Linked DNA regions of Homo sapiens: region 1 is linked to region 2. A link is an interaction called in ENCODE POLR2A ChIA-PET data of the cell type or tissue named here. Cell type or tissue: A673. All regions are shown on one strand.

What was found. Peaks named below come from ENCODE experiments on the same cell type or tissue, not always from the same donor. Only the 100,000 strongest peaks of a DNase experiment are listed, where the experiment ranks them.
Region 1: POLR2A ChIA-PET joins it to region 2 with 10 read pairs; 3 of 35 experiments call an interaction of 5 or more read pairs at or near these places.

Annotation. Positions count from the first base shown.
Region 1 is chr17:1,462,232-1,464,731 of GRCh38, forward strand. MYO1C (myosin IC) reads right to left here. Exons shown (of 32, transcript NM_001080779.2): 32 at 1,955-2,500. Among named protein-coding and RNA genes, the nearest start is that of CRK, 7.2 kb to the left of the region's middle. RefSeq lists enhancers at 765-844, 974-1,793. In A673, no CTCF peak of the experiment used is centred here; DNase peaks (open chromatin) are centred at 690 and 1,170; H3K4me3 peaks cover 959 bases; H3K27ac peaks cover 2,402 bases.
Region 2 is chr17:1,665,442-1,667,941 of GRCh38, forward strand. All of the region lies in intron 24 of PRPF8 (pre-mRNA processing factor 8), which reads right to left. Among named protein-coding and RNA genes, the nearest start is that of RILP, 17 kb to the left of the region's middle. In A673, no CTCF peak of the experiment used is centred here; no DNase peak of the experiment used is centred here.

The sequences.
Region 1 (2,500 bases), 200 kb before region 2:
CCAAAGCGCCGGGTTGAATGAAGGAAGGATGAATGGAGAACTGGCGGAAGCTCTTGTCTAGAGCCAGCATTAGCTTTTCCCATAATTGGCAGATATTTCCTGGAGGTCACTGGACTTCCCTCAGGATGTGAGCTGAGGGCACAAACCAGTCCTGGTTACCTCTCAAAAGGTCAGAGTAGGCTGGGCACGGTGGCTCACGCCTGTCATCCCACCACTTTGGAGTGACCACTTTGAGATCGTGCCATTGCACTCCAGCCTGGGCGACAGACTCTGTCACAAAAAAACAAACAAACAAACAAAAAAAGGCGGACGTCTGGGTAATGTCTGTGATGTCATTCTCGCGTGCATTCTGGTTTGCTAGAGAAAGGAATGTCGACACAGTTATAAAGCATGTAATTGCACTTAATACCTATCTTATCTATCAGCTTCTTGGAGGCATCGTTACTGCTGATAAAGTGGACGAATAATTGTGGTTTCATTTTTCCTCGGGAAAATTAATCATGGAGAGAGGTGTCAAAATGTAGGTGTGCGTACAGGATCGTGTCAAGCCCAAAACACCACGTTGCGTGGTATCTCCTTGTTTGAGAATCTCTGCCCCAGGTTTCAAATCTAAGCTCCTCAGGCAGCTGGCCTGACCCCGGGCCAAACCTGTTCTTGCCTCTAAGCTCCACATGCACCGTTCCCTCCACCCACAGCGCGCCGCCCTCTTGGAAAAACTCACAGCCATCTGCTGACGACGAGCTCCGTGGTTGCAGCTTGAAGCACTTTCTTTTTTTTTTTTGCTCTGTCGCCCAGGCTGGAGGGCAGTGGCATAATCTCGGCTCACTGTAACCTTCGCCTCCGGGGTTCAAGGGATTCTCCTGCCTCAGCCTTCCGAGTAGCTGGGATTACAGGCACACGCCACCCTGCCTGGCTAATTTTTGTATTTTTAGTAGAGATGGGGTTTCACCGTGTTGGCCAGGCTGGTCTTGAACTCCTGACCTCAGGTGATCCACCTGCCTCAGCCTCCCAAAGTGCTGGGACTACAGGCGTGAGCCACCGCGCCCGGCCCACTCATTCTCTTTCTTGTGGAGGCGACACTGATTTCATTTTGGCGAGTCATCTCCTCCCACTCTTGGTTCTGTGGTTTCCGGTGTGGGTTCCGGTGTGCCCCTGGTAGCTCTGTCTCCAGGGGCAGGCACTCGATCCAGGCCTGACCAATCAGAATCTATTCCTCTCCCTGGCTACAGTGATTGGGTCAGGGTGGATGCCTCATTCAAGGTGCTGCACTGAGAATCCGCTCTGAGACTTCCACATTTTGGGAAAGAGGCACTTCCTCTTTCTGCCTCCAATGCTGAACTGACAGAATGAAAGCCTGGAGCTGTGGGTGGCTGTTGCTGCCACCCCACCTCCAGGTGAGAATCTGCTTGGGAAAGAAGCCACTGTAGAGGAAGGTTCAGCCAGGCGATGGTTCCAGACACATTCCTGACAGTGTGTGAGCACCTGGAAGTAGCCTTACTCTGGGACTAAGGTGCTAATGCTTATAAATATCCTTTTTTTGGCCCAAGCCAGTTTGGACTGGGTTTGTCACTTGCAACAGAATTTGAACGAGAGGTGTCCGGGCACGGTGGCTCATGCCTGTCACCCCAGCACTTTGGGAGGCCGAGGTGGGAGGCATCACCCAAGGTCAGGAGTTCGAGACCAGCCTGGCCAACACGGTGAAACCCAATCTCTACTAAAAATACAAAAATTAGCCAGGCGTGGTGGCGCATGATGTAGTCCCAGCTACTCAGGAGGTTGAGGCAGGAGAATCACTTGAACCTGGGAGGTGGAGGTCGCAGTGAGCCAAGATCACACCACTACACTCCAGCCTGGGTGACAAGAACGAGACTGTCTCGAGAAAAACCTGCAACACGAGGCCCTTGGTTGCCTTCCGGGGCCCTCTTCGTTTCCTAATATTCATAAGGAGACCACATTGGCAAACACGTATTGCTTTATTTAGTGTTTCTCTGGATTGCAGAAGTGTCAGCAGTGGGCTGAGACCCCCAGAAGGGCATAGAGGCAGCTGGGCAGCCCCCAGGCCCTTGAGGGTAGGAGCAGGGAGAAGCAGCAGAAGGAGGTGATGCCCCTGCCGCTCCTCCCAAGGCCAGCCCCGTCCCCACGCTCCCATGCCAGGGAGGGGTCAGGGGCCAGAAAAGGCCCTACATCCTTGAGTGGGGCCCGAGTGTGCGGGCAAGCTGTCTGTCATCCCAAGGCCTGGACTCTGGCAGAGGCGCTTTTCCCACCTGGTGGCTCCCAGGGCCGATTGCTGGTCAAGGAGCCAGATATACTCTTAAGACATGATGTGGGTTTTATGGGGCTCCCTGGCTCTGGGAGTGGCAGTGAGGCACGCTGAGGAAGGGCTGCCATCTTGGTTTTGTGGCAACCTGCCGTATGACCGTGGGCAAGTGCCTTCTCCTGTTTGGGCATCTGTCTTCTGCTCTGTAACATCAAGGGGCTGGGCTGGATGATCTCTCAGCGT
Region 2 (2,500 bases):
GCAGGAGAATGACACAAACCCAGGAGGCGGAAGTTGCAGTGAGCCAAGATTGCGCCACTGCACTCCAGCCTGGGCGACAGAGCAAGACTCCGTCTCAAACAAAAAAAAACGAGAAAGGTCAGCTGGGCACGGTGGCTCACGCCTGTAATCCCAGCACTTTGGGAGGACGAGGCAGGTGGATCACGAGGTCAAGAGTTCAAGACCAGCCTGGCCAAGATGGTGAAACCCTGTCTCTACTAAAAACACACAAAAAAATTAGCCGGGTGCGGTGGCAGGCATCTGTAATCCTAGCTACTCGGGAGACTGAGGCAGGAGAATCGCTTGAACTCAGAGGGCGGAGGTTGCAGTGAGCTGAGATCGCGCCACTGCACTCCAGCCTGGGTGAGAGAGTGAGACTCCATCTCAAAAAAAAAAAAAAAGAAAAAGAGAAAGGTCCAGGCCAGGTGCGGTGGCTCACACCTATAATCCCAACACTTTGGGAGGCCGAGGCAAGCTGATCAGGTGGTGGTCAGGAGATCGAGACCATCCTCGCAAACACGGTGAAACCGCGTCGTAGTAAAAATACAAAAAAAAATATTAGCCGGGTGTGGTGGTGGGCACCTGTAGTCCCAGCTACTTGGGAGCTGAAGCAGGAGAATGGCGTGAACCCGGGAGACGGAGCTTGCAGTGAGCAGAGATCGCGCCACTGCACTCCAACCTGAGTGACAGGGCGAGACTCTGTCTCAAAAAAAAAAAAAGAGAAAGGTCCAAAATTGATAATCTAACCTTTTACCTTAACAAACTAGCAAAGGGATGGCAATGATAAGAGAAGAAATCAATGCAACAAGGCCAGGCGTGGTGGCTCACACCTACAATCCCAGCACTTTGGGAGCCCAGGGGGGTGGATTACCTGAGCTCAGGAATTCAAGACCAGCCTGGGCAACATGGCGAAACTGTCTGTATCCAAAATACAAAGAAAAATCAGCCAGGCATGGTGGCATGTGCCTGTGGTCCCAGCTACTTGGGAGGCTAAGGTGGGAGGGTCTCCTGAGCCTGGGAGGCAGAGGTTACAGTGAGCTGAGACTGCGACACTGCACACCAACCTGGGTCATAGAGACCCCATCTCAAAAAAAAAAAAAATCAATGCAACAAAAAAGAGAAAAACGATAAAAATTAATGAAACCAAAGCTGTTTCTTTGAAAAGCTGAATAAAACAAGATAGCAAACCACAAAATACCAAATGATATAGTCAAGACTTTAAGGCAAAAAATGTCTTCTGAACAATTATTGAGGTGAAAGAGTGCGTTGGCTGGAGTTACTATAGTAATCTGCCTTGAGCAAATGGTATTCAGACAAGCAAGGAGAAAAGACTGCAGGTGAGATAACAGCTCAAACCCTACTATGAAAGCTAGACTGAGCATCTCGCATGTCCACAGGATGAGACAACCAGGCAGATCTACAGAAAGGAGGGGGGCCGGGTGCGGTGGCTCATGCCTGTAATCCCAGCACTTTGGGAGGCCGAGGCGGTTGGATCATGAGGTCAGGAGTTTGAGACCAGCCTGACCAACATGGTGAAACCCTGTCTCTACTAAAAATACAAAAATTAGCCGGGCATGGTGGCAGGCACCTGTAATCCCAGCTACTCAGGAGGCTGAGGCAGGAGAATTACTTAAACCCGGGAGGCGGGGGTCGCAGTGAGCTGAAATTGTGCCACTGCACTCCAGCCTGGGCAATAGAGCAAGACTCCCTCTCAAAAAAAAAAAGGAGGGCCAGGGGCCAGGATAGGCTAGATACTGGGGTAAAGGCAAGTGGATGATTCCCATTAGGTTTAGTAAATTCTTGGACTGCACTTGGAATTGCTGATGTGTGTAATGGAACACAGTATTTCTGTTGTAGTTAACAGTGCTCTATCCCTGAAGGGGAGGAGGCATAAATTCCTGAGGAGCCCAGTGTTCCTTTACTAAATAGCAGAAATTCCTGGGGGATAAGGGGAGGCAAGAAGGAAAATAATATTTACTCAGGTCTACGTGTACTAGGTACCATGGTAAGAAATTTATATATGTTATACCTCTTATGTCTTCATAAAAAACAAGTTATAGAACTTGCCCATGACATAGCTTTTTTTTTTTTTTTTTTTTTTTGAGATGGAGTCTCACTTTGTCACCCAGGCTGGAGTGCAGTGGCGCAATCTCAGCTCACCGCAACCTCCACCTCCGGGGCTCAAGTGGTTCTCCTGCTTCAGTCTCCAGAGTAGCTGGGACTACAGACATGTGCCACCACGCCTGGCTAATTTTTGTATTTTTAGTAGAGATGGGGTTTCACCATATTGGCCAGGCTGGTCCTGAACTCCTGACCTCGTGATCCACCTACCTCGGCCTCCCAAAGTGCTGGGATTACAGGCGTGAGCCACCGCACCCGGCCTATTTATTTATTTTTAAATATAAACAGGATCTTGCTATGTTGCCTAAGCTGGTCTCAAATTCCTGGGCTCAAGCAGTCCTCCCACCTCGGCTTCCAAAAG